Linked DNA regions of Homo sapiens: region 1 is linked to region 2. Evidence: read pairs that join two places in POLR2A ChIA-PET (ENCODE). Cell type or tissue: Panc1. All regions are shown on one strand. Links, peaks and the distances in the headings refer to the core of each region. The heading gives the core; the rest is flanking DNA. Region 1 overlaps LINC01170 (long intergenic non-protein coding RNA 1170). Region 2 has its middle 230 kb from the start of CSNK1G3.

Region 1 (12,047 bases), core at 2,747-10,746, 490 kb after region 2:
TTATTTAGGGAGTGATGCCTGGGGGGGAAAAAAAGAACAATATTTAAATGGCTTTCCAAGTTTCCCAAATCTAACAGAATAAGTAGTTATTTCAGGGTTCTAATTCCTCTGGTCATCTTGAAAAAGCCATGGAACATTTACATTCGTGTACAAATTCTTACACTTGGAAAATAAGGGCCCCAACATCAGAGAAAATGAAGTGTGTAGGTGGACTGCTCATTTATAAACTTCTTAGATGCCTCAGAAGAAAAGGATTATATAAATCTGAAATACTTATGACAGCTTCCTTTAAATGGTGATACATTTCGGAAAAGCAAATGCGAAGGTTCATGTTAATGAAAAAACACTGTCTACTACGTCATGTTTGCCTCCTGTAAAGTACCAGAATCTCAAAGTCCAAGTTTATGGTGTTTGAACTTAGATTTTGCTTGTGGGAGGGAAGTTGATTGATTGCTATTTCTAAAACAATGCTATTTCTGCTTTATTCAGTGTCTGACATCTTAATAAATGTGAACATGGCCTAACAGGCTGCAAATCCCTTCTAATGCCAGCATTCAGGGGATCTAAGTTATAGAAAACTGTTTTTCTTATTATCATTTCTCCTTAATGCTTAAAAAAATAAAAAATCCCTGGAACAATACTCCCTACTCATCTCACCTACTTGTTAATCGGTTAGAGAAAGCATATTGTGGAAAGCATATTGTAATGAGTGAATAGCTGTTTTAAAAGAAGAATCGGGGGAAAAAAGGCATGACATTGAACAGTACAAATGATCCAGACTTTTGCTCTACCAAACCTCGGGGCAATGTCTTTTCAATGTCATTCTTTAGAAAAAGTCTTTGAGACCATGAGTATCTTTTTAAACAGGGTAGTCCGGGGGGAAAAAAAAAAGAAAGAAAGAAAAGGAGAAAAAAAGAAGGAAGGAAAAGAAAGGAAAAAATAGGATAGAAATTTTTAAAAAGCTTTTTTTCTTAAAGCAAACAGCTAAGTGATTTGCTGCATGCTTACCATGAATAATAACAAGCAGACTGGTGCTGCGTTCCTCTTTTTAATTAGCACATTGCCGTCTGCGGTGGCACCCTGTCTTATGACAGGGCACCTAGCGTGCCCCACTTCAAGCGCTGCACAAAACAAGACGGGCAAAGAAGGCCCAGTGAGTAGTCTTGGGGAAGATATAGAAAGCTTCCATTTCCCACCCCCCTCCCGCCCCTCCGACCCCAACGAAGTTTTCACCAGAGTCTGAGAAATCGTTCTGGCTAGTTTTGTTTTGTTTTGTTTTTGTTTTGCCTTGTCTTGCTTACAGAACACTGTAGAAATCCAGAAATACATGAAGCTATCTTCCTTGAATAAATTACTTATTTGCTTCTTTAGTACTAAATTACTTCTTTAGTTCTATAGTTCCAAGTATAGAACTAAATACCTGAAAGCATTTTAAAAGGCAGGGAGAGGCCAGGCGTGGTGGCTCATGCCTATAATCCCAGAACTTTGGGAGGCCGAGATGGGCGGATCACCTGAGGTCAGAAGTTCAAGACCAGCCTGGCTAACATGGAGAAACCCTGTCTCTATTAAAAATACGAAAATTAGCCATGCATGGTGGTGGGCACCTGTAATTCCAGCTACTCGGGATGCTGAGGCAGGAGAATTACTTGATCCCAGGAAGCAGAGGTTGCAGTGAGCAGAGATTGTGCCACTGCACTCCAGCCTGGGTGACAGAATGAGACCCTGAAAAAAGGGAAAGAAGGAAGGAAGGAAGGAAGGAAAGAAGGAAGGAAGGAAGGGAGAGAGAGAGAAAGAGAAAGAGAAAAAGAAGGAAGGAAGGAAGGTAGGAAGGAAGGAAGGAAGGAAGGAAGGAAGGAAGGAAGGAAGGAAAAAGAAAGAAGAAAGAAAGAAAGAACAAAGAAAGGAAAGAAGGAAGGAAGAAAAAGAAAGAAAGAAAGGAAAGAAAAGAAAAGAAAAAAAGAAAGAAAAGAAAAGAAAGAAAAGAAAAGAGAAGAAAAGAAAAGAAAAAAGGCAGGGAGAGTGCAAGACCAGCATTAGAACTCACACTATCAAGATCAGAGGTGAGACAAAGCCCTGACACAATCTGCACTCAATAAAACAGTGTTCAAATTTTAACACAAGCACTTCTGACCCTAAAACAACAATGGAGATTGTTAAAGACCTCTGTTCTGGCATCCTTATTTTTGGAAAAGATTTAATAGTCTGAAAGCAACCTTCAAAGTAGCAGAGGCACGAGAGTAATTCTGATAACTTTGGATAAATGTATAATCTCTTGCAAGGGGAACTTCAAGGGCAATATGTCAGAAAAAAAAAAAAAAAAAGAAGAACAGTTGGGAAAATGAAAACCAGTCTTAAAAATCATACTTTTATCTGTAATTAAAAAGCATTTACAACATCTCTGTCAGCAAACCCTGAAATGCAAGTTAAAATATCAAGCAGCTCCTATGTTGCTGTATGAATCTGTTTGCACGCACATACATATATCTAGTACAGAATGTTAATTCATTTTCCATCACCAGGAATGTTGGGCATGCTGACACAGCGAAGTGAGGTAATCTCAAATTGTTCCAGGATTTGATTTTCATGTGAGTGCAGCCTACAGCTGCATTTGATAGTGCAGCACATTGATATGACACCTTTTCTACAAGGTCTTTGGTGGAATACATCTGCTGAACAGAACAGAAACAAAATATGTGCCTTGACTCAAACTTGTGACAGAGAGCTATCAAAGTGGAAACCTGCTCGAATCCATTTGCATAATATGCAGATGAAAATCTAATGAGAAAGGTATATTGACAGACGTTGCCTTGTTATCTGGCAATGCTGTGCATAACAGCATGTGGTACCTAGACATAATCTCCTGTAATGTTATTTTGCAATTTAAATGTTTTTTTCCTCCTCCAAAAGAAGACACACATCAATAAGTGCCAGGCATCAATAACTGACATTTGAGATAAGATAAACCACACCAACTCATTCAAACAGAATCAGCCGAGTTTATTTTGGGACACAGGTCTCTACATTATGTGCTGCTGGCTGAAGAAGAGGGAAGAGAGGCAGCCCCAAATGCTCACTGATGCCTCATTTTTACTTGTGTTCTGATGGCTGCTCATTCAGCCCTGGTCCCAGTTCTGAGTATATTTCAAGGAACATTACTGAGAACAAAATCGAAGGCCATCAATATTAATGATCTGAACCAGGAAGATAGCTTTTAGTGTGCAAATTAATTACCCTAATCACAGGGTTTTTTGTATCCATTTTAATGAAATAACTATTTATTTCATTGAATCCCATGCTTTTCTTTTGCAAATAAGGCACATTTACATGATAAATACATGAAATTTAAAAGGATGACTAAATTAAATTGAGGAAAAAAGACCTTTTTAAATACAATTTTCTTAGGAAAAACAGCTAGATTAATGGGTTGGTTAGCTGACTGGCATCTGTGATTAAATCTTTTTTAATGTACATCAAATAGAATTTAATGGACCTTGAGAAATGTCTACACAGTCAGTAATATTGAGGGGCTGTAGAAGATTCCAGTTGTCTCCTGTCATTTGTTGGTGAACTCCTGAGTCCTTGGCCTTGGGACTCTGACACAGGCTTTCACACTTTTGGCCTCTGCTTTTTCACTGGGTCCTCTTTCTCTTTCCTTTGACCTTACTCTTTCCTTTAGACCAGGTTGTCTTCTTGAGCAATGTAATCAATGCATTCATTTTCCAGAATGCAGGCCAAAAAATAACTACATTATCAATGAAAGCATTAAGAGTTTAAATATGCCTCATATTTAATCATCTAATTCACATTTGTTTCAAACTGTGCTGGCTTTGGTAACTTTAGACCAAGAGTGATAGGAGGAGAGGGAAGGAGGAAGGAAAGGAGAGAGAGGGAGAGAGAGAGATGCTTAATTCAGAGGAATTTTCAATGAATCTTTTAGAGTCTATGGGTTTTGAAAACTTTTATTTATTGTGGGTAAGCTTTGAAGGGCTGCAAATTCAACAGAAGAGAGATTTGAAACACATTCCAGCTCATTTTTTTTTTTATAACAGACCCAAAGAACAGAGCATCTTTATCTGCTTGCTCCCCCACAACCCCCCACCACCCTTCCCCCGCCCGCCCGCCACCAGAGATATCTCCCTCTCCCTTTGATTTGGAATGATCAATTGCAGCTGCAGCAGCCGGGCAGGCGGCCCCAGGCACCAAGAACATGAGCCTTTTCCCTGCACATTAAGATTTACATTTCAATGGATGCCACCATTTTAAAGATAATTATAACCTTTTTAGATTAATAATTTTCTGTGGCTTCTCTAATGTTTTAACAACGTAAATATTAATTTTGCTGGTTTAAGAGGAAATGTTTCTCTCTCTCCCCTCCCCCCTCCTCTCTATAACTTGCAGAGTGCGGAACAAGGGTTTCCACCCAAATCTTTCCGGGGCAGGGTGTAGTGGGAAGATAGGATGTTGAACTAACAGATATGATTCAAGTATCTTGGCCCTAACCTGGCCCAGCTCTTATAATTTCAGTGTATTTCAACTATGAAAGACTGAAAGCAGTTATAGGGGGCAAAAGACAATGAAGCTACTTTCTGCATAGACGACGTTTAGAAAGTCAGAATTTTTAAAAAGTAAATTGTTTTCAGTTTTATCCAACCTAGAAAGTCAACCCGCAAGACCTGGCAGATGGGATTCACATTTCTTCGATCATATTCCAAGTGCGGTGGGAGATCTCACAAAGATGAAGCTGTCTTGATGAACTCAATAGTCTTGAAAAGAGAAAAAAGGAAACTGCCCACAAAAGATATTGAGACTATGAAGAGGCTTATATTTCACTGTTACTGCAAACTTCCTTTCTGCTTATTATCATTCCAACACTTTATTTCCCAGCAGCTGATGCAGCTGGGAAAAACATCACATTGCACAAACAGATGTCGACTCACTTAAATTGCCTGACCATGCTCCATGGACTGTGATCTATTTTTTGCTGCCCCACAAGTATTGAGTATGTTGTAGACATGGGGACATGGCTTTTTTCCCCCTTCTTTTTACACTCATTAGGTTGCTACAAATATTCTCTTAAGGGCTTATATTCTCCTTATATCACTAGGCATCATTCAAACAATTTACATCAGGCAAATAAAATCAGAGGAACATGTTTCCCATATCCACTGATAACTGAGAGGAATCATGTATATTAAGAAGAAAATTGATAATAGTGCTGGTCAGATGTTACAAGCAGGTCATTCGGTTGCTCTCCTTGATAAAGTGCAGAGCTACAATAATTGCCCTGAGATCTCTTTATGGACAAGACCTTTATTTCCTAGGCACCAAAGCCATGGGATTGAGCATTGCTTGCAAGTGACTTGGGGAATAAAACTGCTCATGAAATATGCATGACTAACACATAGGCTGCCAGGGGAACTGAGTGTATTATGTATGACCCTGCTGTAATTGTAAGGAAATGATATTCATTTAAGTGGATGATTATCACAGTTAAAGGTGCACCTAATGAAACAAAGGTCATAAGCCTAAAAACACAAGGTTATAGCCCTTTTATCGCACCACTTCTCTCTCTGTTTGAAAAGACCTGGCCTTTATTCACAGCTGTTTTTCTAACACCTGTGTGCTCTGTTTATGCAGCCTTAAAGAGTTCCTGTCACCCATATTTAAATGCCAAAAGGACTATTATATTAAATGTTCTTCTAAGATTATTTCCACACATCTGGGAAATATCAGACAGCATGCTGCAATATATATCAATTCAGGCTAGAGTTTTTAGCTACCGATATTTGGTTAGCTGAGGAGTATCCCTTCCTCCCACCACCAGCCACATTTCTCTCTATGGGAAATGTCTAACACTACATTAAGTGAGAACTGGCTTTCATTCTGAGATCAACAATGATGTGATGTGAACCTTCTGGAGTAGACCAAACTCTGAGACAAAATGGAGGTAGCTTTACAGAGTGGATAAAAACCACTATTCAGGAGCCAAACTCCTAAGAGTGGAATCCAGCTCCACTCTTCACCAGTTGTGTGACCTTGGGCAAGTGACATAACTGCTTAGTGCTTCTGAACAGAATCTTAATCTATAAAATGGAGCCCATACATAGTTGTGACCTCACAATGTTGTTACGAGGATAAATGAGTTAATATTTTAAAAGAGCTTAGAACAGTTCCTGGTACATAGTAAGTGCTACCGGTTTGTTAAGTTAATAAAATACACAGTTTGTATGGTTGGCTTGTTTTGCTGTTCCCCTCCTCCATGTACCCCTGCAATCCTTTTGTCATTTCCTTTTGTACCCAGTGAACTTCCTAGTGCCCATGTTCACCTTTAGGCTTCAGTTGTGTTTTAGTCTGCTTGGGTTGTTCCAACAAAGTACCATAGACTATGTGGCTTATAAAGAGCAGAAATATCTTTCCCACAGCCTGGAGAAACCTGAGTTAGGGTATAAGCATGGCCAGGTTTTGGTAAGGGCCCACTTCCCAGGTGCAAAGAGCTCACTTCTCACTGTGCCTCCTCACATGGCAGAAGAAACAAAGGAACTCTCGCAGGTCTCTTTTAAAAGAGCAGTGGTCTGGGTGTGGTGGTGCACCTGCAGTCCCTGCTACTCAGGAGGCCGAGGCAGGAGAATTGCTTGAACCCTGGAGGCTGAGGTTTAAGTGAGCCAAGATCACACCACTGCCCTCCAGGCTGGGTGACAGAATAAGACTTCGTCTCAGAAAAAAAAAGAAAGAAAGAAAGAAAAAGAGCACTGGTCCCAAAGGCCCCACCTCTGGATATCATCACATTGTGGGTTAGGAATTGAACATATGAATTTGCGGGTGACACAAACATTCAGACCATAGTGGTGCAGCTTGTACCACATCTCACCAGTAACCACAACTTCCAGCCAAGGCAAACTGCGTGCAGTAACATGCCTTGGCGAGGGCAGCAGCAACCCATCCGATGGAGGCTCGTTCACTTACAAACAATAAGCACCTGAGGACTTTCCCAGTCTTGCTGACATTTGCCTAGTAAGTTCACAGAATATTGGGAAATGGGGGAAAATCACGCTAGAAAAACACACAGGAGAGAAAACCACAGGAGTCTTCATGAGCTGAATCCAAATTAATAGTGACTCTTCTAATTACCTTAATGTCATTTTGTTTTGCTTCAGGAGGTAAGGCAGAAAAATAGAACAGAGACGCCACCTTATACAGGGAGCATATATTAGCTCTGGAGAGTTTTACAGATTTCATAATGCTTTCATTCATCATTTCCTTCTGATCTCAAAATTACCATTTGTGATGGATAGGACAGTTTTCACCATACCCAGAAGGTTTTAGATAACTTATAAACTCCTGACCTTTCCCTTCCAAAATGTAACTTCTTAGGATAACCAAAGTTGTCTGACATAAGATAAAATAGAAGCAGTAAAGTCAGTGAGAAGAATTGGATTTTATAAAAACCATTAGACTGGTAACCATAAAATAACTTCCCTGCAAAAAAAAAAAAAAAAAAAAAAAATCACAAACTTTGTTTTCTTAGCTTTTAAAGAAAAATCACTGTGATGCAATCGCATGTAGCAAAGGAGTTGTGAAGCTGACATGGCTGTGTTTGAATCCCAGCTCTGGTGCTTACTATCTGTGTGACCTAGGGGAAGTTACTTCACCTCTCTGTGGCCTCAGTTTCATCTGCTGTACAGGGATTAAAAAGCCCATAGCGTTGCTAGGTTTCTTAGCAAGAGAATACATGTGAGTTTAGAACAATGTCTGGAATGTAATAAGTACCCTGTTGTAAGCTATTTTATTATTACTGTTAGAATAAAAATCAGCATTTAAGAAAAGTTTTTGGCATTTCATGCTCAGAGGCATTTGTCTGCAACACTTTTTGATAGTTTAAAAACATGCATTCAAATTCTTTGACACTCCATCCTTCAAAAGGTAAAATTCACTTCTCACCTTGAATGTGGGCTGTACTTAGTGGCTCATTCCTAATAATTAGAATGTAGTGGAAGTGATAGTGTGTGAATTTCAAGCCTAGGTCATTCAAAGCATTTCCATTCTTGACATGATTTGTCTTGGATCACTAGCTCTGGGAGGAAGCTAGCTGCCATGTTGTGAGGACACTCAAGCAGCCCTCTGGAGAGGACATGGGAATGAGTCATCATGGGAGGAGACTTTGGCTGCAGTCAAGCTTCCAGATCATTTCAGCCTTCAGCCCTTGAACTTTTCAGAGAAGGCACCAGACAGGTAGAGTAGATATAAGCCACACCTACTGTGCCGTACCAGAATTCTCAACTCGTTTAAAATGATGAGATAATAAATCGTTGTTTTAAGCCACTAAGGTTTTGGGCAATGTATTATACAGCAATAGGTAACATCCTTCAATGTAGAGGTGGGAGTTTCACTTGCCATGCTGAAGACATGTATAGATAGGGATGAGTAGTGAGGCAAGGTTTTAGAGATCTAAATGAGCATAGACTACAGTGCAAATTAGCGAACCTTTTGAACATCCTTGATTATACTTCACTTTTGTGTTATCTATTAACATAGAATCTTTTTTTTCATACCTAAGTAAAATAATTCTGTATCATATGTAGTACTTACTTCTAGGATGACCAATCACCTAGTCAGTCTAGGACTGTCTTTGATTTAGCAAATGAAATTTATATGTCCCAGGAAACTCTTCAGTCCTTGGCCAACCAGAATCTAATCACTTTAGATTAGATAATTATAAATATCTCATATGAGCTAGTCCTATAGGTAAAGAAAAGACATTTGGGCTGGGCACAGTGGCTTATGCCTGTAATCCCAGCACTTGGGAGGCCAAGTTGGGCGGATCACTTGAGGTCAGGTGTTCAAGACCAGCCTGACCAACATGGTGAAACCCCATCTCTACTAAAAATACAAAAATTAGCTGGACATGGTGGTGCACACCTGTAATCCCAGCTGCTTGAGAGGCTGAGGCAGGAGAATTACTTGAACCTGGGAGGCAGAGGTTGCAGTGAGCCAAGATCGTGCCATTGTACTCCAGCCTGGGTAACAGAGCAAGACTCCATCTCAAAAAAGAAAAAAAGAAGACATCTGAATGGAGGTTTTTGTTTCAATACATGCTTTTAGAGGAAGGAGAGACATCCCAAATAGTCCCCACCTCATCATATTTCTCCACACTTCTCTGAATCTTGTCATACTACTGCTGAGCCCTTCATATGGAGAGGAAAGATGGCATAGAAGGAGAAGAGATCACTGCCACTTAGCCTTCAGCTCTTTAAGGCTCATGGGATCTAGAGGTGCAGGGTAGACAGTGATGATTGTTGTCAGGAGGTGTGAAGGTGTCAGGAAGTAGAAAGCAGGGTTCTAGGGGAAGCTCTGCAAGCCTTAGTGGCAATTGAGTATGGACAGAGAATGCTCAAATCAACTTTCCTCCCCTCTGCCCTTTGGCTATCGTCTGTTTTGTTTCATGATTTAGAAGTTTGTAAGGGGTGTAGTTTATTGTTTAAAAATACTTTCAAGTTCTGGAAAAGATAATGGGATGGATTCTCATCTATAAGTAGAACAAAGAACCAAGAATTCAGCTGCAAGCACACCCTTTTTCCTGCCTGTCAATAACCAAAATAGCATATAACTGTGTATTTCTTGTGAAACTATCATGTGGGCAGGAGAGAACTAGATAGAGCATTTATTGCTCAGGGTTATATGATGCAGAGACTAGGTCATACCAGTCTAACAAATTTCACCTGCTTAATTCCATGGTGGACACATGAGAATAGCGTAACTTGTTCAAAAGGAAATGTACCTGAGTTATGAACAAAGGAATTTATAAGTCAATTAATAGCTTTAACAAGGGAAATGTTAGCTGACACAATAGAATAGCATTTGCATCCAAACAATATGGGTAAATTATAAATTTATCTTTTTGTTAAAGCACTCTTTTTTCTTCATCTGTCAGAAGGGTTACTCTAATTTTAAAAATACTGCTAATAGTCATATTCAACATGTAATGAGTAACAATAATCATATTCAACACATTGTGTGCCAGGTACAATTGCACTATACCCATGTTAAATCAATAGATAGGACAGGCCTAATGAGGCAGGTGCTACCAGATCCCTATTTTACAAATAAGGAAACTGAGTCACAGAGTGACTAAATAATGTTTCCAAGGTAACTTCACAAGAAGGTGGCCAAAAATCCTAGTGTTCACACTCCATACTTGGTCTTTTTCTTTGATTAAATCAGCCTCTGATTATGCAGAGTTTTATTTTAAAAAAATCTGCTCCTCCTCTTCTAATAAGAGTAAATTAGCAAGTTCAGCTGCCTGCTCTAAGAAAAGTGATTCTGGTTCAAGAAACACAAATTAGGGGGAGTTGGATAAAAGCAGTGAAACAGATGGAGAAAGAAATGTAGGAGAGAGGATTAAAGTAGGCAAGTGAACCTAAAGAAGAGAACAGGAGAACAGAGAAGAAGAGAAGAAAAAGAGGAAGAAAATAAGAGAAAGAGTAAAGGGGAAGGAAAGAATGGCAGGAGGACAGAAAGGCTAGAGAGTTGGAGTAGGAGAAAATGTTAACACAAGCAAGGGTTCCAAGTTCAGATGATATCAGTGTTTTACATGTAGTAAATAGTTAAATGCTAAAAGTAAGGTGATAGTTGAAGATTTTCTTTCTCTGAATTTTTCTTACAAAAACTGTTGTTAAATGTAAAGAAGCAGGGGGTGGAATTGGCATCAGAAGAAAAAAAAAATGCCTGCTCAAGATTTTGTCTGAGGCAGGACAGACTTCTGACTGCAAAGGGAAAGCCACAAGAAATTAAAAAATCAGTCCGGGCACAGTGGCTCATACCTGTAATCCTAGCACTTTGGGAGGCTGAGGTGGGTGGATCACTTGCGGTCAGGAGTTCAAGACCAGCCTGGCCAACATGGTGAAACCCGTCTCTAATAAAAATGCCAAAAAAAAAAAAAAAAAAATTAGTCGGGCATGTTGGTGCATGCCTGTAATCCTAGCTACTCAGGAGGCTGAGGTGGGAGGATTGCTTGAACCTGGGAAGTATAGGTTGCAGTGAGCTGAGATCATGCCACTGCACACACCAGCCTGGGTGACAGAGGGAGTTTCCATCTAAAAAGCAATAGAAAGAAAAAAAGAAAAGAAAGAAGTAAAAAAATCTAGAAAAGTATAGCAATGCAGGCAGAGGCAGAAGTCACATTCCCAGAGGACATTCTACCAAAGCAGTACCTTTTCAAACAAATTTTAAGGACGTTCATTGACATACAGTGTTTAAGACAGTGATGAAAACGAGTGCAGTGGTTTTCATCCCTGCACTTGTTTGATATATGGTTTATGTCTTAGTCTGCTTTGTGTTGCTATAAGAGAATGCCACAGACTGGGTAATTTATAATAAATAAAAATTTATTTGGCACACAGTTTTAGAGGCTGGAAAGACCAAGAAGAGCACAGAACTGGCATCTGGCGAGGGGCTTTTGTGCTACATCATACCATGGCAGAAGGCAGAGAGGCAAGAAAGGGAAAGAGCTAGTGTGCAAAAAGGGGCCAAACTCACTTTCACAACAAAGCCACTCTGGCCATAACTAACCCACTCCCACAAAAATGACAGTAATCCATTTATGAGAGTTAACCCTCATGACCCAGTCACCTCTTATTAGGCCCCACCTCTCAACACTGTCGCACTAAGAATTATGGTTCCAACACATGAATTTTGGAGAACACATTCAAACCATAGAATTTTGCCTTTGGCCCCAAAATTCATGCCCTACTGACAAGGCAAAACACATTCATTCCATCCCAATAGTCCCAAAAGTCTTAATTCATTACAGCACCAACTCAAAAATCTAAAGTCCAAAGGCTCATCTGAATCAGATGTGAGGCCAGGCATGGTTGCTCACACTTGTAATCCCAGCACTGTAATCCCAAGCCTTGGCAGCCTCCAGGTGGTGTTGAGCCTGCAGGTAGACAGAAGGCAAGAGTTGAGGTTTGGGAACCTCCACCTAAATTTCAGAGGATATACGGAAACACCTGGATGTCCAGTCAGAAGTTTGCTGCAGGGGCAGAGCCCTC
Region 2 (12,047 bases), core at 2,624-10,623:
TAGATTAATTTGTAGTTGACTTTACATGACTTAAATGCTTATAAAGCACCTTCATAAGGTTAAGACTTGAAATCTAAAATATAGTTACCAATTTGTTCAGTTTTTACTTTGTCCTTCCATAAAATATAGTTTTCTTCATGTATCTTATAACTTTCCTCACATACCTCTAACACTGAGGACTAAATCTTGCGACATTACAATATTTGCAGGTATTGTAAGGAGTACCTTTGTTCATAACATCTTTGAATTATTTATTGCTCTGACATAAGAAAAAAGAGCTAACACTCAAATGTACTTTACTATATGCCAGGCATAGTGCCTTACATGTATAAAAACATTTAATTCTCAAAGCAACTCATTGAGGATTGTGCCATTATTAACCTGATTTAATAGAAGATACTGAGACATGGAGACAACTATAATATATCTGGGAAAAAGTGGAGCCAGAGTGAAACAAGGCAAAGAATTTCTCCATAGTCTGCTCTTGAACCACTAAGCTATTGATCTGTATGATGGTTGTGCACCTGGTCATCTTACTAAATCCTTTTATTACTTCTGACCCTTCTTAAAGTTGTTTGATTAACTAGGTAGAAATTGCATAATCAGCTTATCGTGGCAGTTTAAAATATTACATTCACATACTTATTCTGTTTACGTCACTTTTTTTTCCTATTGCTTGAGGATCTTGCCCTGCCTTTCCCATCATCTAGAGTACCTCCCAGGCCCTTCTTTGAGAAGGTCTCAAACAATATAATTAATGTGTGTTTCACGCATGCCATCATTTGTAGACTACTTACGATTTTCTACATAGAGAACCATCTTATTCACAAAGAATGTTCTTTTTAACTTTTTTCTTTTTCTACCCATACATATTATTTCTTTTTCTTGCTGTATTGTTCTTGCTGGGACCTCCACTGAAATGTAGACATCTTTCCTTTTAGAAGGAAAGAGTTCATTGTTTTACCATTATGTGTGATGTTACCTTTAGATTTTCAATAGATGTTATCAAGTTTAAAAAGTTTCCTTTTTTGTAGTTTCTTGTTAGTTAATATGACTTGATATTTTGGATTTTGTCAAATGCTTCTAATGCATTTATTAAGATGATCACATTTTTTTGTTGTAATCTGTTTATATAGTGAGTTACATTGGTTGGTTGTATTTTGTTAACCCAACCCTGAATTTCTGTGATAAAACCCACTTGATCATGATTTCTTATTCTTTTTACATAATGTTGGATCCGATTTAGTAATTTTTTGTTGAGAGTGTTTGTTTCCATGTTCATGATTGCTCTGTAGTTGCTTTTTCTTTTTGATGCTTGATTACTGGTTTTAGTAATAGAGTATTTTTGGACTCATGGGAGAAGTTGGAAAGTATTACCTTCTTATATGTATTCTAAAAGAGTTTGCAAAAAAAATTGGTATTATTTCTTCTTTAAAAGTTTGATAAAATGCATCAACAAAGCCACCTAGGCCTGGAGTTTCCTTTGTGAGAGGTTCTTAACTACAAAATCATATTTAAAAAAAATAGGTAAAAGGCTATTTGAGTTATGTATTCTTTCTAAGTGAGCTTTCATGCATTCTTTGTTTCAATAAATTTATTTTATCTAGACTATGAAATTTACTACCATAAAGTTCTTCATAATATTCCTTTATTATCTTTGTAATATGTGTAGGATCTGTGGTTATGTCTCCTCTGTCTTCCTGCTGTTGGTAAATCAATTTTATTTTCTGATCACTCTTTTTAAAGACTTATTAGATGTATTAAACTTCTCACAGAAACAGCTCTTTGTTTCACTGATTTTTCTCTAGTTTTTTCTGTTTTCAATTTTATTGATTTTTGCCTTTATTTTTGTAATTTACTTTCACTTGCCTACTTTGTGTTTGATCTTTCTCTTTCTGTTCTTTTCTATTCTATTCTTTTCTTTTCTTTTCCTTCCTTCCTTCCTCCCTTCCCTTCCCTTCCCTTCCCTTTTCCTTCCTTCTTTTCTTTTCTTTTCTTTCTTTCACAAATGGATTCCATTGTCCAGGCTGGAGTGTAGTGGTGTAATTATAGCTAACTGCAGATTTCTTCCTCTTTTTTATTTTCTTAAGGTGGATGCCTGGCTCCCTTTCTTCACTTCTAATAAAGACATTTAAAGTTATACATTTCTTTTTAAGCACTGCAACATACAAATTTTGATATCCTGTTTTTTAATTTTCATTCAGGTACAGACTATCTTATTTCCTATGTGATATCTTCTTTGATCAATGGGTTATTCAGTAACGTCACATTAGATTTCCAAATATTTTGAGATTTCCTCTCATCAATTTCTAATACAATTCCCTGTTACCAGAAAACTTACTTTGCATGACTTGAATCCTTTAGAATTTATTGAGACTTGTATTGTGGCCCAGAATATGGCCTATTTTAGTAAATATTCTGTATACACTTGAAAAGAATGTGTATTCTGCTGTTATTGTATGTAATGCTACTTAAGTATCTATTAGTTTAAGTTTGTTTATGGCAGTGGTTAAATGTCCTATATACTTACTGATTTTCTGCCTACTTATTCTATCATTATCAAGAGAAGTGTGTTGAAATCCCTGACTATAGTTGTGAATTTTTCTACCTCTTTTTCAGTCCTGTGTGTTTTGCTTCATATATTTTGAATCTCTATTATCAGGAACATGAAAATTTAAAGTTGTTACGTCCTTTTGATTTTTGTCTCCTTTGTCATTTTAAAATGATCTTATTTATCTCTGGTAATATCCTTTGTGCTGAAATTTCTGTCTAATATTAGTAAAGCTATACTAGCTATTTTTAGTACTATTGGCTTAGGATATTTGTTTTCATTCTTTCATTTTCAACCTCTGTATAATTTTATTTAAAGCCATTTATTGTAGACAGCATATAATTGGCTCTGGCTTTTTTGTGCTTCAATTTGGACGATTAGCACATATTTTCAAGTTTACTTATCTTTTCTTTTATAGTAACTAAATTGCTGCTAATCCTATTCACTGAGATTTTTATTTCAGATAACATGTTTTCTACCTGTATAGCTCCATTTGATAATTTTATTTTATAGTGTCCATTTTTTCTCACTTCCTTCTTGTATTTCTTTAAATCCTTGAACATATTTATATTACCTGTTTTTAAATCCTTGTATGAGAATTCTATTATGCCTATCACTTCTGGTTTTATTTCTATTGAATGACTTTTCTCCTATTTATTTGTCACATTGTTCTGCTTCTTCACACGTATAGTAATTTTTTATTGGATATTAGATGTTTTGTGGAATATCTGGTTTGCTTGTTTAAGCATAACCCTTAAATAATTTAAGCATGACCCTTTTGGGATCTTCCCTCAATGTGCTGGGCTTTTAATAAGGTCCCTTCACTATGATGTATTAGAACATGAACATCTCTCAGCTCTGTGAACTTGGAAATTGTTCAGATTCATTTTCCTATTGTGCTTTGTTGCTTGCCTTTTTAGAGGTTCACATTACTCATTAAGTGTAATTTGCTTGGAACCTTCCTTAACCATGATCCAAAAAGTGCCTTCAGTCAAAAAGATAGAGCAACCATAAGGCTTACCTTAATCATTGACCTATCTTCAAAGATTGCAGTCATATGGGGCCTGTTATCTAATGTCTGAAAACATTGCTTCTTACATTTGTCTAGTTTTATTTTTATTTACGGGGTGGCAGGAACAGGTCTGGGGCCACTTACTTCCTCATTGAAGAAGTGGAAGTTCTTTTTCCAGTTTTTAATTATATTAATATACTGAATTTTATTGCTAATAATTACATCGATATTTGGAAGCTACTTTTCAAAATATGTTACTCATGTATACATTTTTAGGTAGTTTCACCAATATTTTAATTAGAATTTTTGTATTTGGATTCATAAGTAAGGATGATTGGGAGTATCCTTTAATCCTATTTTTCCCTGACTTTAGTATCAGAGTTATGATAATTTATACATTTATTTAGAAAGTTGTTAAACTTTTAAAATGCTCTGGAGTAGTTCTAAAAACAGAATTTATACTTTTCATCTTACATTTCTCATGAAAATATCTGTAGTAGATCTTTTTTTAGGAGATAGACGGAATAATTTTATTTCTGGAGTACCTTTTAAATTTCTTTTATAATTATTGATATATTTGTGTTTCCTACCTCTTATTTTTGAAATAGAGACAGGGTCCTGCTATCTTTCCCAGGCTGGTCTTGAACTCCTGGGGTCAAGTAATCTTCCCATCTCAGCCTCCCAAAGTGCTGGGATTACAGGTGTGAAACACTGTGTCTGGCCTTCTGCCTCTTCTTGTTTGACTTTTTATTTTCCTAATCATTTTATCTAAATTTTCAAATTTTGTTGTATGTATTTATACCTATAATTCCCTCATGATTCAGAAAATTCTTATCCTTTTCCTATATATGATATTTTCTCACTTCTGTTTTAAAGTTTGTGTAATCTTTTTTCTTTGTTGCATTCACCAAACTTTTACCTATTTTGCCTTTTCAAATCATACATTTTGACATTTTCAAAGAGTGTGAGTATTTTTAGTGAAGTTTAGGGAGTGAGAGGGCTAAAGAGAGAAGACAACATTATATTACACAAGAAGAGGAACACACATAAAGACAAAGCAAGAATGTGTGTGGAAAGGTGTGTGGGATAATGAGATGGAAGAGGGGGGGTGGGGTGAAGAGTCTTGAGGAATATCCTAAGGGCTAGGCAAATAACTTCTGAGTTGAAACAGCTGATGATGAGAAATGACGCCATGTTTATAAGCTTAGGGGCATATAATTGAAATAGACTTGGAAGAAAATTATTTCAGCAGCTTTGGTATGTTGACATGCTCAAATTTTGAAGGCAGGGAGCTTTTCTTGGGATGCTGCCTCAGAAAGGCTTAAGAGAACACGAGGATGATTTAGATAAGTTGTTTTGAAAATGGAAAAATGAAATGTGAACCCAAAATACAATATTGAAGAGAATATGGTGTATATTGACTCTGGAAATATGTGCGTGGTTTTAGCGGTGGGAAAAGTTATGGTAAGGAAAAGTTTAAAAAGGAGAATGTTGCAAAGTCGTAAGATTTTGAGAGCTGAAAAATGGTGGTTTAATAAATGTTGGTAAAGAAATTGGGTTGAGCTGCCTAACAGAGAGTGGAAGTAGCAAGCTGGTATCTGCTCAGGATACATAATAGATATGCGATATTAAATAGATGTTCTACAGATATTCTAGACACATGAATAAAATATAAAACCATGATGAGGGTCACCAAAGATTTCAGGGGTCTGGTTTCCCCAGGCTTCAAAAAGCCCTTTCAGGTGGATAGGTTTCTCTTCTTGGCTTTTTGCAACCCTGAAATGAGAGTTAAATCTGGTGTTTTCAGTTGAGTCTAACAATTTGAGCACGATAAAGATCAGGTGGCTGGGCGTGGTGGCTCATGCCTGTAATCCCAGCCCTTTGAGAGGCAGAGGCAGGCGGATCATGAGGTCAGAAGATCCAGACCATCCTGGCCAACATGGTGAATCCCTGTTTCTACTAAAATACAAAAAATTAGCCAGGCGTGGTGGCGCACGCCTGTAGTCCCAGGTACTCGCGAGGCTGAGGCAGGGGAATCACTTGAACCTGGGAGGCAGAGGTTGCAGTGAGCTGAGACCATGCCACTGCATTCTAGCCTGGCAACAAAGCAAGACTCCATCCCCCCAACACCAAAAAAAAAAAAAAAAAAATCAGGTAAATTCATTATTATTATTGTTTTTTAGAACATGCTGGGAGATAATAGAAGCCTTCGCCAGGGGTGCTTAAGAATCAAAGAGGTTATTACAGGCAAAACTCAGAAGCAAGAGAATGTACAATATAATTCGGGAATTCCTTTTTGCCTTCTGATGCTTGCAGGAGTACTCAATTTTGAAAAGAGGTCGCCATGCCCTGATGGTCCTTTCTTGAATTTTCTGCAATGGCTCTTTCTAGGAAGACCAAAAACTATCACTATAGCAGCTGTATGTGTAAACATTTAAGGTCCAGACCGAGAATAGTCCATTATAACACTTTGACCTTACTGTTTCAGGCCTAGTAATAGCTGTTATTCTAAAAAACAGCATTTAACAGCAGTTGTTTTCCAAATACTGTAGCATATTTTCCCCTACTCTAATAGCTTATATAAAGAACCATTTTCCCAAGTTACCCATGGATGTTGGAAATAATTTCTGCATTTCCCCTGGCTTACATTCTAGTTGTCAAAAAGTCAAAACACAAACACTAGCTGAACAGACTCAGTTACGTCTCAACATGGTAATTGTTAAATCACTCAGTAGGAGGAAAAAAAGTCACACAAGGAGTTATTATTATGCATATGCATTTTTAATGTCTGATTCTCTGTATAACCTTAAATTACAATGCAGGTTAAATTTCCCTTGCTGATTTATAAACATAATGTAAACTCTAGACACAGTTAATGATATTGCAATGTAAAACTGTTCTGTTGCAAACTAAAGACCTTGCTTAGCACTGGGAAGCTCTGGGTTCATTTCAATGTGATCATTGAGGCACTATGCAGAGATTATGCATTTATTGTATTTTTTTCATGAATACATGAATGAATAATAAGTTCAACAAACAAGAGTTTCCTACTGGGAATGTCAAACAAATCATTCTGCGAAGTGCTCTGAATTTCAATCAATCACTCTCCATAACACTTGCCCCACTGAGATCTTCAGCTTCAGCAGAGTCAGCACTTGGAATCACTACAAGCAATCTTGGACAGGAGGCATAAGGTGCAAGAGTGCAGAAAGAGCAGGCCATCCTCCTGTTCTTCTCACCCAAGCAGGAGTTCTTTGCCAAGACACATACTTGTTGCCTTTATATTAGTGGGGGCCTGGGGTAATGGTGGCTCATATTCCAATAGCCTTGATTCTACCACACCCTTGCTGTTTCCCATAAGTTGGAGTCCACAAGTTCTAGTGGATGGCTCAGTGGAGAGAAAGTGTCCACTTGAGGTGCACGGAAAAAACTGAACAACACTAGTAAACAGAACTGTACAGTTGTAGCACTTTTAGGACCTGAATGAATGGTAAAGGAGTTATTAGTGTAAAGACACCATGAAAGATTTGGTTTGTAGAGCATGGAGTCTTTATTTTAGGAAGAATCGTTTGAGGTTCTAACGTTGAATTTTGGTGTCTCTGTCTTGGGAAATCACTATTTTCATTTAAAAGAGTTCAATACCACTATTATGGTAGCCTTGATTCATATTGAGGTGGGAGAAGAAGTGTGAAGAAGAGAACAATTCTTTATTTGCATTTGTTTGTCCAAAGGTAGTTTTAGGACAAACAACTCTTTAGATGGAGCTGTTACCTCCTTCTGCCCCTTTGCCTACATCGTAACCTGAGGTGGATTCTGGTACTGAAGTTGAGAACCTTATTGGATGCCAGTTTGAAGTGAATTTCCTATAGCTTGAGGCAGCATGCTTAGTCTAAGGAAAGTTGCCCATATACTGGTTGAATATCTCTTAGCCAAAATGCTTGGGGCCAGAAGTATTTTGGATTTCAGATTTTTCCTGATTTAAGGATATATGCGTACACATAATGAGATATCATGAGGATGGGCCCAAGTCTAAACATGAAATTTATTTATGTTTCATATACACCTTATACACATGGTCTGAAGGTAATTTTATATAATCTTTTAAATAATTTTGTCCATAAAACAAAGTTCAATGTTTTGACCACATTTTGCTGTAAACTGTCACTGAGATCAGGTGTGGAATTCTCTACTTGTGGTGTCATGTTGGTACTCAACAAGTTTCAGAGTTTGAAGCATTTCAGATTTTAGATTTTCCAGTTAGGGGTGCTCAAGTTGTACCAGGAAAGCTTGCTACTCATCGCCTACCAGATTAATGACTACTCAACAAATTTTGAGTGAATTCCAAAGGCTGTGATAATCAGATTTCTACTTCAGTATAAACACATAGTTTACCTCCTCCCAGTCAATTAAATGTTACCAGATAATACAACTGCTTATGTTTTATTTATAACCTTCAGAATGAGAATCTTATTTTTACTAGCTCTAATTAGACTCTCCTGGCCACAGGACCTATCCTGTATCTGTGTGGATCAGATGTTGACTGTTTTCATAGCACAGGAAGTAGAAAGCGTAGCTGTTACTTAATAGAGGTTGGTTCCCGTCCTCTCTATTCCTTAACATTTATCATAAAAACAAATACCACAAGTTGCAGATTTATCAATTTTTGTTACAAATATACCTTTTCCACTATGAATGTGATATAAATAAATACAGTTTCATTGCATTTTCTGTAGAGGAAAGTGGCTGGATAAAATGTGACAATCATTTTAACCTTTAGTGACAGGCCCTAGATTATTCATTTGGGGTTGGGAAGTGATTCCAATAGAAACAGGCTCTTAAATTCCTCTACCAGTGGTCCTGGCTGGCTGTGTGATGCAGGATAAATAACATCACCATCGTAAGCCTCAGTTTTCTCATCTGTGAAATATAAAAGTTGTACAGATTTGTTCCAAGGGCCCTTCTGGTAACGTAGCATAGTTTTTAAAGGACAGAGTGGAGCTAAACTGCTTGAGGTTCAGTTCCTTAGTAAATTACTTACCCTCTCTGTGCCTTGGGGTCCTCATCTGTGACAAGGTTGTTATAAAGATTAGATGAGTTGATACGTATAAAGCACTTACCCAGGTAAATTCTGTAAGTAAGCTATTATTCCAATTCTGACTTCCATGGTTTTAATAACATTTATTAGTTATTGAGTAGTTAATGTTATCACCACAAATGGGCTAAATATTATTTATCTCTTGTGAAAAATATCACAACAAACCGACTATGAACATACTATAATCATCTCTATTTTACAAACAAGGAAAATTAGGCCAAGTGCTAAGTTATTTACTAACAATTAGGATCTGAACATGAATCCCAGGCCAGCTCAGTATGCTCCAACATCAACCATTGTCTCATCCCCTCTTTCCTGCTGGAAATAGACTAGTCTTCAAGGATTGCTGGAAGACAAAAGCAGAAAAGCAGGAGGGAGACTTTTTTGATGCCTCTGCTTAGCTTGATGTCCGACTCTGAAAAATGTTCTCTGTTGAATTGATTTCTGCCAGTTTCGTTGCTGACTTTGGCACTTTGTTTCACATTTAGTCAGTGTTTATCTAAATGAGTTCAAGCTACTTTCTTCTTCCACACTAAATCCATAATGACCTCTTGCTTCTGAATTAATTACTGGCTCAGTTTGCTGGTATTGCTGCATTCCTCTTCTTTTTTCCAGTTGCTTTCACTGTATTGTTAGCTTTTTCAACCTGCATTTCTTCTCTACTACTTCCTATCTCTCTTCCTTCCCAGGAAGAAAAGGCAACAGCAGCAAACTCACATTGTGCCTACAGAACTTCCTCCCATGGTTCCAATTCCTCGTTACAGTGTGTGTGTGTGTGTGTGTGTGTGTGTGAGAGAAAGAGAGAGAGAGGGAGAGTGTGTGTGTGTGAGAGAGAGAGAGTGAGTGTGTGTGTGTGTGTGTGTGTGTGTGTGAGTATGTTCCAGAAATGTTATCCTCAGTACTTCTGGTAGGGCTTGTGGTAGGTGCCAAAACATCCATTTCTCACCTGAGAGTTCAAGATGGTCCTGAATGCTGGTAAGCAAGAGATAAAGCCAAGGCATATTTCTCTATCAGTCCACTTAAGCCACTTATTTGCACCAATTCTTCGAAGTCAGAATCCGATATCCCAGGGAGAGTCCCTTACATTCTCTGAGGGACAGGGCAGTCCTGCTGCTCCAATGCTTGCTTCAGCAAGCGTGTGTATATAGGTGGCGGATTTATGAAAGCAAACACACAATATTGATTCCTTACAATAGTGCTCATTTTAAATAAGATTTTGCATTTAATGCTTTATTAGCTCAAATCTTCTGCAACTCTTTTCAATACTCACCATAAGACAGTGAATGGGAAAGCAGTTAGGAGCTGAAAGAACGTGAGATTATCTAAACTGGGTTTACTTTTGAATCTCTAAATCAAATAGGCTAAGTATTCTAATAGTCTACCCTCCTGTCTCATCTACACATGAGGGAGAATCCTCTTCTGGGCCAGCGATTGGAACAGCTTCTTACCTCGCTTTGTAGTGTTCTCTCCCATTTTTCTCTAGTTATTGATGTTTAGTGTAGTTTATATGTGTTTAATATTCATAGAGATGTGTATTAATCAACATAGTAAGAGCTAATGGTCAGGGTACTTTACTGGAAAATGGGTTTATTGAGCATTCTGAACGTGTTTCATTACTTACTAATATCTTGTGACCTCACACCAAGAGATCACAGACGATCTCTTGTAAAACTGAGACATATTGTGATTACATACCCCTTAAGTCTAGAAATGATAAAAAAAAAAGGTCATTATTGAACAGAATCTAGATATAAGAAAATCTTTCTATAAGTCCCTCTTTATGTCTGTAGAACATATTGTGTTCTTTTGCAGTTTGCTGAGTAGCTATTAGCTGCTGCTGCTGGCCCTCTATACTTCTGATTTTGTCTCCTCTGTCTTAAAGTTTCATACTTTTCTTAGAATTAAAATAATCCAGGCTAATTGCACTTCTAAATGCTCTTTCTGAAGTGGCTGTATGTATACATTATCATCAGAAGCTTTTCCTTCTATATATATGCTTTCAAAATGTCAGCACTTTCCATTCTGATACTACGGGTTTACTAGTTTGTCCTTTATGTGTCATCTTGTTTGAGGAACAGATCCTCATTCCTTCCTGTCTATTGGTGTCACCACTTAAATGTCCTCAGGCTTCTCAAATCTGGAGTGCTCAAGGTAAAACTCATTATCTCTTTCCTTTCCTTGTTCCAAACCTACTTCCTCCCACCATGTTTTCTCTCTCAGTAGCCTCACCATTTCCTTCAATTGCCCTACAAAAACTTAGGAGTTATTCACAACTCCTTTTCTTCCCCTCATCACACAGCACATGCGTGTGCACATGCATACATACACATGCATGCACACATGTGCACACTTCCATGAGTTTTAGTCCTACCAGCTCTGTCTGTGCCACTTCTACTGCTTCAGGTTTTTATCATCTCTTCGCTGGACAACTTCAACATCCTAACTGGATATCCTGTGTTCAGTCTGTTTTTTGTTAATTCTATCCAATGCCAGATAAATAGTTCTAAAATTCAGTTCTCATGTCTCTCCTGTCCTCAAACACTTGAGATGGCTTCCTTTAGCCAGAGACCAGACTTCTAAACAAAGTGGACAGCTCCGCTCTGTCCAGTTACTCATTATTCTTTAAAAGTGCTATGACAGTTTATATATATGTACTAGTTTGTTTTTGTTAAAATGCTCTTTCATTTATAGATGGGAAACTGAAGAAAAGAGACTATATCTCTTTTGAATCCCAAGAACCCGAACACGGAGTGGACATAGAGAAGTAGACTGATTTACCCAGCGACACACAAATACTGGCTGGTGTTTGAAGCTAGTGTTTGAATGTCTTGGCTCTCAGTCTTATATTTTCTATTTAAAAATATTAGATAATTTGGAGATTTGAGAAAACAAATTTCTCAAGTGGTGTCAAGGAAATCCATTGGCCTTTACTTCTTTAGCCCTGAGACTTTATAAAATTATATAAGACGCAAGTTGGCATTTTCTAGGGGCCACAGGAAAGAGGTACAGGTACTATATTGGCTACGATTCTTCTCTTTGGTTTTAACATCTTAAAGATAATTATATCAGTGCTTCTCAGAATTTAATGTACATATAAATCACCTTATGTGTAATATATTTTATGAATATAAGGTGATTTGTATGTATATTAAATTCTGATAAAATATAATATATAATTACACATTTTATATATAACATATTATCCTATATATATGAATACATATTATATATACTAATATATATTATATATAGTATATAATATATATTGTATGTATAATATAGTATATATACTAATATATAATATATAATAATATATACTGACATAATATACATATATGTATATAAATATATACACTATATATAAAATATATGGTATATAAAAATACATA

What was found. Peaks named below come from ENCODE experiments on the same cell type or tissue, not always from the same donor. Only the 100,000 strongest peaks of a DNase experiment are listed, where the experiment ranks them.
Region 1: POLR2A ChIA-PET joins it to region 2 with 20 read pairs; 2 of 35 experiments call an interaction of 5 or more read pairs at or near these places.

Annotation. Positions count from the first base shown.
Region 1 is chr5:124,231,637-124,243,683 of GRCh38, forward strand. The region is part of intron 4 of LINC01170 (long intergenic non-protein coding RNA 1170); the gene reads right to left. Among named protein-coding and RNA genes, the nearest start is that of LINC01170, 200 kb to the right of the region's middle. In Panc1, for the core only: no CTCF peak of the experiment used is centred there; no DNase peak of the experiment used is centred there; H3K27ac peaks cover 1,503 bases.
Region 2 is chr5:123,737,707-123,749,753 of GRCh38, forward strand. No RefSeq gene overlaps it. Among named protein-coding and RNA genes, the nearest start is that of CSNK1G3, 230 kb to the left of the region's middle. In Panc1, for the core only: no CTCF peak of the experiment used is centred there; no DNase peak of the experiment used is centred there; H3K27ac peaks cover 1,342 bases.